2 separate regions of the Homo sapiens genome follow, and region 2 is linked to region 1. Evidence: chromatin loops called from intact Hi-C (ENCODE). Cell type or tissue: PC-3. All regions are shown on one strand. Each heading gives the region's core, and the rest is flanking DNA. Links, peaks and the distances in the headings are about the cores only.

Region 1 (5,397 bases), core at 238-5,237:
ACCTTTTTAAAAAATCTTTGCATCTTAATCATTTAATAATGGTAATTTGTTTAAAAATTGTTTTGTTAATGGTTTTCAATACTTTCCATGTTTTACTTTTGTAGTTTTAAAATTGTATCTTGTGTGTTCAGTTCATTTCTTTCCTGTTAGAGTGTTCATCTTTTTCTTTAAAAAATTATAGTTGTTAAAATATTAAGTTTTTTTTTTTTTTTTTTTTTTTTTGGCTTAGGTGCATGTAACAGAAACCAGATGGTATGGCTTGACCAAATAAGGGTATTTTTTCTCACATAACAAGTTCAGCAATGGCATTTCAGGTCTGGTGCAGGCACTAAAGGAACTAGATTGTCCTCTTGATGCTTCACTCTTACTAGTGGGTGACTTTTATTTTCTTATGGTCAAAGATGGCTGTTACACCTCCAGGCATCAATTTGAGATATCAAAAAGGAAGACAGAAAGACTCAATGGCAAAAGGCACATGGCAGCTTACACTCTTCCTTTCAATAAGGAAAACATGGCTTTCCCTGAAGCCCCAACCAGGGAATTTTGCTTATGTCTCATTGACCAAACATGGTTACAGGGACATCCAACTACAAGAGTAAAGAAAATAGTTGGCATGTTGCTGCCAAACACAATATGGGATCTGGAAGCAAAGAAGTAGCAGAAAGTAGATATAGGACAGGCATTAGCATTAGCAAAGTCTACCATAAGAATATGTTGCTATTTGTAAGTAAAAAAGTTAAATTTTTTTTCCAATTTGTTTTTTGCCATTATTTTTCTTGTGTGTGGATTTTTGGTATGGAAGTTTTACATTAATATCTTTTCTTTTATGGTATCTGTTTTTGGTAATTATGGTTGGAAATATCTTCTACAACCCAAAATTGCCTAATTTTTATTTTATATTACTATCATCTTACTTATTAGAATTGTATCTTTAATATTGAGAGTTTGACTAGAATTACATTAAAACAAATTATATTAAACTATACCAAACCAATTAATTAAGAATTTATTCCTCTAATAGCCAATAATATCTATAGCATCTATAATGAGCAATAACATCTAACTTTACCATAGAAAAACAGGTATATTTGACCCTCTTGCTTGGCTGTGTTTCACAATCTTATTCATACGGATTTTATATATACCATTAATGTTGCTCCTATATATTGTATATTGTATGATTTTTTATTTTGTTTTGTCTATATGAAACATCCTGTTTATTATTATATATTATTTTCTGATTATTACTTGTTGATTATAACATTCTATATATTATATATATAGGTATATGTATACATGTGTATATATGTGCATATAAATATATATATAGTCTTATTCACAGCCATTTTTATAACTTTCTTATTCTAATTTTTTTGATCGATTTCCTGGGTATATAATTTTATTTTCTGCAATTATTTGTATTCTTGGTACTTTCTTCCAATTTCTTAATGTGTTTTTCAGAACTTCCAGAACATCATTGTTTGTTCTGAACTTTAATAAGACTGACTCAATATTTCAGCATTAAGTGTGATTTTTGGCTGCCAGTAGATGTATATCTTTACAATATTAGAAAAAGTTACTCCTAGTGCTAATTTTTGCATATAGATTTTGTTCTTATATACCCCATGCCATCAGCTGACTGCAGCAGACAATTTTGTTTTCTTTGAGGCTCAAATTTTAATCTAGTTTTGCCACTGCTAACTCTCTTCTGAGGGGCCAAGTTGGTTTTATAGTCCTTGAGCTCAGTACATGTGTTACCAAGCTGTCAAAGGAATAATTGAAAACCAAGTGTTGGCTATGGTAACTATTCACCTAGATGCACCTCCTGATTTCAAGGCAACTTAGAATCATAGGTGAACATTGTTTTGTTTTTTAATCACCAACTGAGATCTTTACAGTGGAAACTTATAAACCTATAACTTAATCTAATCAGAAATATCTATTTTATGGTGCTTCATTCACACACACATACACATACACACATGCGTGTGCACACAAAATACCTCACAGATGCTAAATGCAAATAAATACTTTAAAAAATCCACATTTGCCCTGGAGAAGTTTAGGCTAATGGGGCTTTCTAGGCTCAGAACACTAACGTGCAAGTCACAGACAGGTTTTTACTGTGCGTATCCACATGACAGATACTGAGCTTCTGTACTTTCCTTACATGTTATTTTGATCAATTCAGTTAGATGTTCTTTTCTCCTCTGAAACTGTTTTCTTCTTTGTCTATGTCACAGTGCCTGTTATGGTAACCATTTCAAGGAATGCCAGAACATTCTCACATTCACTAGAGGAAATAATTTTTTATCCCTTATCATTTAAATTACAAAAGTTTTTCTAATACCAGATCTATTTTTAAAGCTATCTCATTCATTTATTCACCAAATATTATTGATGAATGATAAGATAATAGAAACAATAGATAAGAATATGTCATAGTTCGTGCACTCAAGGTGCTGATAGTCTGAAAGGGGAAATGTTTAAACAAAATAATTCAGGTCAGTGTGGTGGTATATGCTATGATTTGTTATTATGGGAGTATAGAGAACGGTCATCTAAATCAGACTCTAAGTAAATTCAGTAACGGTAACAGTGAATATTTGTTCTCCCTTTCTTTCATTATAATAGAATTATTTGTCAAATATATTACCACTCAACTACAGACTATGTTTCATCTAGTCATAGATATATGACTAAGTTATAGCCAACAGAATGTGAAGGGAGGGGAAGGAAGTGATGCATACCACTTCTGAATCACAACCCCCTTCCTTTCCTTTTTTTTTCTCCACATGGCTTCCTAGAATGTGAGTGCTGTGAGGAGTCATCTTGAGCCATACAAAAGAAAGTAATGTCCTAGGAATAATGGAGCAATAAGAGATTAGCTCAAAAGAGATTAGCTTTCTGACAACCTTATAAAACAGGATCATCCTCCTGCAGGCTACTAATGTGAAAGAGAAATACATGTCCATTTTGTTTAAACCACTGTTAATGTGGGTCTCTATTATAATTGCTATATCTCTATCCAAGTGAATGCAGCAAGCTTTCCCCAATCCTTACCCTCTTTTCAGTATATTTTGACCATATATTCATGTTTAAAAGTTTCTTTATATTGATGTCTTTGATCTGTTCTCTTAATTCCTCTCAAATATTTCACCAGTTTTCTGTAAGACCCTTCTTCCTATTTTTGATGCTAATGTAGAATTTCCCTAAAGTTTTTTCCTTGACCCTTCTTCTGTTTTTACTTTTTTCTCTTAGAACCCCAGTGGTTTTAAATATCCCTTCTTGAAACTGATTCCAAAACCTATTGCTATCCTAAAGTCCAGGCCTGTACTATGGGCTCCAGTTCCAGGTTCCCAACAGCCTGTAATAAATTTCTACTTGGATGTCTTGCTGCCATTTCACATTCAGCAAGTTTAAATTTAAATTCATGTTCCTCTCCAAATCAAACTCCCTTCTAGAGTTTGCTATTTATGTTCATGACATCATCATTCTTCTAGTCATTTGAATTTAAACCTTAGAATTGTCTTTAGTTTCTTCTCTCTTACCTGTCAACAAAATTTAAAATGGTAGACTACCTGAATCACTGCCTTTTTTAGTTCTGATCACCCACAATCCTCTCCATAAAGACGGAGATATTGGTTTCAGTACCTAAAACACCTTTAATTCCTTTTTGCAAAATCCCGATCAGAGTAGCTGGTTTTAGGTCACCTCTGTGAAAAACCCCAGTCTAGGTAGCTCAAGAATAATTTTTCCAACTCCATTAACTTCTCTTACACAGACTGTAAACCTACGGAACTGATTCAGCTTCTCCCGTATCACTATTAATTCTTTGCTCTTGCATCTTCCTTCACATAATTTCTGGTTATATAGCTCTCATGTGCACATACTCCTTTAAGTATTTGCCCATTTCTTTTTTGAAGATTATTATTTACACCCTTCTACTGGTCTGTAAATGTATTGTTACTTTCTCTCTCAGTTTCTGCCTTTCTGAAATATAATTGTTACAAAATGGTTAGATATACTCTGAACAATTCAAGGGTTGGTTACTGGTTATTTTGCTATTAGTTTACTGAGTGTGGAGTTTTTCAAGCATCTTATGATAAGTACATAAACTTGAGTTCAACTCTTGAGTCAGAACTTACAGTACAACCATATACTACCTTTCTTATCCCTTCCCTGTAACCCTAACACTAAGCCCCAGCAGATCTTTTGTCAAAATGATTCCTTCCCACCTGTACCTCTTTGTAAATACCCCCATTGCCACCATCTTGGTTTAGGCAGTCATTATCATCTCTTAGATCTTTGCATTGTCCCTTCGGCCCCATGTTTCTAGTTGCTCCTGTCTATTCCCTACAGTTTTGTTTTGAGAAACAGTTGGCTTCATGTCACTTTTTCTTCATGAAACTCCAATAATTCTCATTTTCTTATAATGTACAATCATGACTCAAGTTTCTTTGTTAGCTTTTTGATCACTTCACCTTCAATAATTCCCCCTTACATATCATCGTCTTCTCTAAGATCACTTCTTCTCCAAAATACCTAGAAATGCCTATGTCTTTTGCCTTCTAGTCAAAGCCTGTTTTTGAGGCATAACACTTCTGTTAAGCTTTTTCAGATCATTGAGACTCATAGTGATTACCCCCTACATGAGATTTTATAGTGTAAGTTCCTTTCTAGCCATAAAAATCTTGATTAGATCTTATATTCTCAAGGCACATCGTTCCCCGCTTGTCTCAACAAAACTCTACAGATGGTACTCCATTGCACTGCTTGGTGTGGTGGTGTAGTTAGGGTCAGGCTAAATTTTCTCTTTGTGGATGATCTGATTGTTTTTTCAAAATTTGTGAGTCGTTCTCTTGAAAGTTTGAAATTCTAATAGGACTGGCCTAGATATATTATGCTTTTCAGTTAGTTTATGTCAAGCATGATGTAAACTTTGAATTTTTAGACCAAAGATTTTTTTTTTTTTGAGCAAGAAAGTTCCTTGTGTGCAGTCTAGATGTGACTCAGTCATCACAGGAATCCGCCATTCTTGCCTCACAATAGCCTTCAGGCAGGATCTGAGCACAATGTGTTATCTCTTAACACTAAGTACATCATTAAGTACCAGTGAATGAACAATATCAATTTTACCAACATTTTAATGGGGAGATAGAGGAAAATGGTTGTATTGGGAGATATATCATTTTGCTCCCCAAATACCTGTTTGAGATCTCTTTCCCTGTCTTTCTCAGCTACGTTATTTTCCTGTTTTACTGTTTCCAGACTTTCCTTTCTCCCATGTTTTCTAATCGCCATGTCTTTTTCTATTCCTTTCCTTGAACAGAGGAATTTAGCTCTTCCTGAGATTATTATCCAACAAATCCGGAATACTTAATAACCATACTTCTT
Region 2 (5,397 bases), core at 89-5,088, 100 kb before region 1:
GGGGAAAGAACACCTTATTTAACAAATGGTGCTGGGATAATTGGCAAGCCACATGTAGAGAATGAAACTAGATCCTCATCTCTCACCTTATACAAAAATCAACTCAGGATGGATCAAAGACTTAAATCTAAGACCTGAAACCATAAAAATTCTATAAGATAACATTGGAAAACCCCTTCTAGACATTGGCTTAGGTAAAGACTTTATGACCAAGAACCCAAAGACAAATGCAACAAAAACCAAGATAAATAAATGGGACATAATTAAACTAAAAAGCTTCTGCACAGCAGAAGAAATCTTTAGCAGAGTAAATAGACAACCCACAGAATGGGAGAAAATCTTCACAAACTATGCATCCAACAAAGAGTTAATATGGAGAATCTACAAGGAACTCAAATCAGCAAGAAAAAATAATCTCATCAAAAAGTGGGCTAAGGACATGAATAGACAATTCTCAAAAGAAACCATACAAATGGCCAACAAACATATAAAAATACTCAACATCACTAATTATCAAGGAAATGCAAATCAAAACCACAGTGTGATACCACCTCACTGCTGCAAGAATGTCCATAATAAAAAAAAATAGATGTTGGCATGGATGTGGTGAAAAGGGAACACTTTTACACTGCTGGTGGGACTGTAAACTGGTACCACCATTAGTAGTTTCCTTTTCACTGTGAAGATTCCTTAAATAACCAAAAGTAGATCTACCGTTTGATCCAGCAGTCCCACTCCTGGGTATCTACCCAAAAGAAAAGAGGTCATTATACAAAAAAGATATGTGCACACACATGTTTATAGCAGCACAATTTGCAATCGCAAAAATATGGAACCAGCTCAAATGCCCATCAATCAATGAATGGATAAAGAAAATGTGAGACACACACACACACACACACACACACACACACACCCCATGGAATACTACTCAGCCATGAAAAGGAATAAAATAACGGCATTTGCAACAACCTAGATGGAATTGGAGACCATTACTCTAAGTGAAGTAACTCAGGAATAGAAAACCAAATATCTTACATTCTCACTTATAAGTGGGGGCTAAGCTATGAGGATGCAAAGAATGATACAATGGACTTTGGGGACTCAGGAGAAGGGCAGGAGGGGGTGAGGGATAAAAGACTACACATCAGGTACAGTTACTCTACACCTGCTCAGGTGATGGGTGCACCAAAATCTCAGAAATAATCATTAAAGAACTTACCCATATAACCAAACACCACCTGTTACCCCAAAACCAATTGAAATAAAAAAGAAAAATTAAAAAAAATCACATTAGGGCAAATACGGTATCCATCACCTCAAGCATTTATCATTTCTTTGTGTTACAGACATCCCATTTATATACTCCTGTAGTTATTTAAAAATGTATAACAACTTTTGTTGACTGTAATCACCCTGTTGTGCTATCAAATACTAGATCTTATTAATTCTTTCTAACTATATTTTTGTACTTATTAACCATACCAGGGTCCGTCCCTGCCCTGCATTATTCTTAGCAGCCTCTGGTAATCATCATTCTACTCTCTATCTCCATGAATTTAATTGTTTTAATTTTTACCTCCCACAAATGAATGAGAACATGTGAAGTCTATCTTTCTGTGCCCGGCTTATTTCACTTAACATAATGTCCTCCAGTGCCATGCATGTTGCATATGACAGAATCTCCTACTTTTTAATGGTTGAATAGTACTCTGTTGTGTATATGTACCACATTTTCTTTTTCCATTCATCTGTCGATGGACATTTAGGTTGCTTCCAAATCTTGGCTATTGTGAATAAGCATGGCAGTGCAATAAACACATGGCAGTGCTTATTATAAAATAAAAGTATATCTCTTTGATTTACTGATTTTATTTCTTTTGAGCGTATACCTAGCAGTGGGATTGCTGGATCATATAGTAGTTATATTTTTAGTTATCTGAGAAACTTACATATTGTTCTCCATAGTGGCTGTACTAATTTACATTCCCACCAACAGTGTATGAGGGTTCCTTTTTCTTTACATTCTCACCAGCATTTGTTACTGCCTGTCTTTTGGATACAGTCAATTTTAACTGGGGTGAGATAATAATATCTCATTTGATTTGTATTTCTCTGATGATTGGTGATGTTGAGCACCTTTCCATATATGTGTTTGCCATTTGTATGTCTTTTTTTGAGAAATGTCTAAATCTTTTGCCCATTTTTAAATTGGATTATTAGATTTTTTTCCTATTGAGTTGTTCAAGCTCCTTATATATTCCTTTTATTAATCCCTTGTCAGATAGATAGTTTGCAAATTTTTTTCCCCATTCTGTGGGTTGTTTCTTCATTTTGTTGATTGTTTCCTTTGCTGTGCAGAAGTTCTTTAACTTGAGATGTTCCCATTTGTCCATTTTTGCTTGGGTTGCCTGTGCTTTGGAGTATTACTCAATAAATCTTTGCCCAGTCCAATGTCCTGGAGAGTTTCCCTAATGTTTTCTTTTAGTAGTTTCGTAGTTTGAGGTCTAATATTTGTCTGTAATCCATTGTGATTTCAATACTATCTTTCCTTTTCTCATCTTATATGATGTTAGAACCAGGTACTGTGAATTTTGTTCTTAGGAAGGTGCTTTCTTGTGTGTATAGTTGTTCAATTTGGTGTTCCTACCATGGCGGGCAGGAGAGAATTATCACTGGGATTCTTCTTGGCCATCATCTACTCTCACTCTAAACTGTGAGTTTTAATGCAGCAGGTCTGGGGTAGAGTCTGAGATTCTGCTTGCCTAACAATCTCCCAGGGAAAGCTGATGTAGCTGGTTCACACACCACACTGTGAGTGACAAGACCTTAAACTTTTCTGACTTGGAGAAATAAAAAGGAACTTCTGTAATGACAAGCTTAAGAGGCACAATTAATACACCTACCAGTTTGCCTTTTAAATATTTTGTTTTTTGGAAAAATCTTACCGTGTATTCTTTATGATCCCGGAATAATTTGATTGTGTTCACAATTGTTCTGGTATGATCCAGTGAATATATAACATGCCTTTGAGAACATGATAGTAGGAGATACTAGTAAAAAAAAGTACTCAGTGACTTTTTTGAAATAATAACTTGAAAACAAATCCAAATTAGACAATGCAGAGTAATTATGGCAAAGAAAGTTTGGGTGACTACTGAGAAAATTACTTCCTCAATCAGTTGCGTGGAAGATTTAATTGAAGAAAATGAATACACTCCCATCTTTCTCTTTTCTTTAATATTTATTTGGGCTTTAAATAGGCAACATCAGCTATAATCTAGTTGAGATCAACAGCCCCCAAGTTATAAACAGAAGCTGTTCAGTCAAAATTTTCCAAATCAAGTCTGACATCAGATAAGCCGTTCTGAGGGCTTTAAGATTGAAGTATATTTCTTTTTAGTGCTCCTAAATTTGCGAATTCTTTTCTTGTGACTAAAAGCTAATAAAACTATTTTTAAATTTAATGATAGTCATAAGAAGATTTCACTGATAGTAGAAGTTACAGCAGGCAGTCTACTTCTAACAAGAGAGTATTCTAAATTTTAGAATAAGTAGTAGAGTCTGAAGAATTCAGAGGTGAGGATATCAACTACCCTAAGACCCCTTCCTCCAATGTCATATGAAGACATTGAGTCCAAAAGAGATGTATTAACTTGTTTGAGGTCAATCAGCTTGTTGGTGGCACAATTTTTGTTAGAAGTTTGGTCAATGGTCACAGAGTCAACTGTTAGAAAGGCCAAGTATATAAAATATAACATAAAAGGAGATCATGGGAAATGTGGTAAATAGCATAGGGGGAAGGTCACTGACAAACAGTTCAAACTGATTATTTATATGTGAAAATGAGGGCTCAGTATAGACAGATCATCTGCCTTTTATTTTTAAATTTTAAAAGTTTTTTATTTTTTTTTGAGACAGGGTCTCACTCAGGCTGGAATGCAGTGGTGCGATATTGGCTCACTGCAACCTCTGCTTCCTGGGCTCAAGTGATCCTCCCACCTCAGCCCCCCAAGTAGCTGGGACTAAGGCATACATGCCACCACACCTGCTAATTTTTGTATATTTGTAGAGACGGGGTTTTGCCATGTTGCCCAGGCTGGTCTCAAACTCCTGAGCTCAAGCAATCCACCCTCCTTGGCCTCTCAAAGTTCTAGGATTACAGGTGTAAGCCACCATGCCTGGCCTCATCTGCTTTTTAAATAAAAGTTGGGAATTCAGAATTATATGAAAATATTTTAATTGAAAAATACAATGAACAAAAACAAAAGCAAAAACAGTGTGAGTCAAACAAAACACACATGTAGAGAAGACTGGACTTATGGGGCTGTGTTTGTATGATGTCTGACCCAGGCTTCTGTTCTCCCAGTCTAATGTGCTTTTATTTAAAAAAATTTTTAAGTTTTACAGTTTTTAAAATATGTGTGGGTACATAGTAGGTGTATATATTCATGGGATACTTGAGATGTTTGATACAGGCATGCAATGTGAAATAAGCATATCATAGAAAATGGGAGTATCCATTCCCTCAAGCATTTATCCTTTGAATTACAAACAAACCAATTATACTTTATAAGTTATTTTAAAATGTACAATTAAGTTATTATTGATTATAATCACCCTATTGTGCTATCAAATCATATGTCTTATTTATTTTTTCTATTTTTTTTGTACCCATTAACCATCCTTACCTTCCTCGAGCCCTCCAATACCCTTTCCAGCCTCTGGTAACCCATCCTTGTACTTTCTATGTCCATGATTTCAATTGTTTAGATTTTCAGATCCCGCAAGTAAGTAAGAACATGCAATGCTTCTCTTTCTTTGCCTACCTTACTTTTCTTAACATAATGATCTCCAGTTCCATCCATGTTGTTGCAAATGACTGGATCTCATTCTTGTTTATTGTTGAACAGTACTTCATTGTGTATATGTACCATGTTTTCTTTATCTATTCGTCTGTTGATGGACACTTAGGTTGCTTCCAAATCTTAGCTATTGTAAACAGTGCTGCAACAAACAGAGGAGTGCAGATATCTCTTTGATATACTGATTTTCTTTCTTTTGGGTACATACGCATCAGTGGAATTGCTGGATCATACGGTAGCTAAATTTTAGTTTTCTGAGGAGCCTCAAAACTGTTCTCCGTAGTGGGTTGTACTAATTTACATTCAACAGTGTACAAGGGTTCCTTTTTCTCTACATCCCTGCCAGCATTTGTTATTGCCCGTCTTTTGGATATAAGCCATTTTAACTGGGGTGAGGTGATATCTTATTATAGTTTTACATTCAATGTTATTATTGATAAGTAAGGACTAACTCCTGCCATTTTGTTATTTGTTTTCTGGTTACTTTGTGGTCTTCCTTCTTTGTTTCATTCTCATCTTCCTCTAGTGAAAG

What was found. A loop is a pair of places that touch in the nucleus more often than their neighbours do. Peaks named below come from ENCODE experiments on the same cell type or tissue, not always from the same donor. Only the 100,000 strongest peaks of a DNase experiment are listed, where the experiment ranks them.
Region 2: a loop joins it to region 1, with 8 times the contacts of the local background. A loop is called at or near these places in 1 of 110 quality-filtered maps.

What each region holds. Positions count from the first base shown.
Region 1 is chr3:180,430,732-180,436,128 of GRCh38, reverse strand. No RefSeq gene overlaps it. Among named protein-coding and RNA genes, the nearest start is that of LINC02053, 19 kb to the right of the region's middle. In PC-3, for the core only: no CTCF peak of the experiment used is centred there; a DNase peak (open chromatin) is centred at 2,778; H3K4me3 peaks cover 381 bases; H3K27ac peaks cover 2,235 bases.
Region 2 is chr3:180,533,096-180,538,492 of GRCh38, reverse strand. All of the region lies in intron 2 of TTC14-DT (TTC14 divergent transcript), which reads left to right. Among named protein-coding and RNA genes, the nearest start is that of TTC14-DT, 66 kb to the left of the region's middle. In PC-3, for the core only: no CTCF peak of the experiment used is centred there; no DNase peak of the experiment used is centred there; H3K27ac peaks cover 834 bases.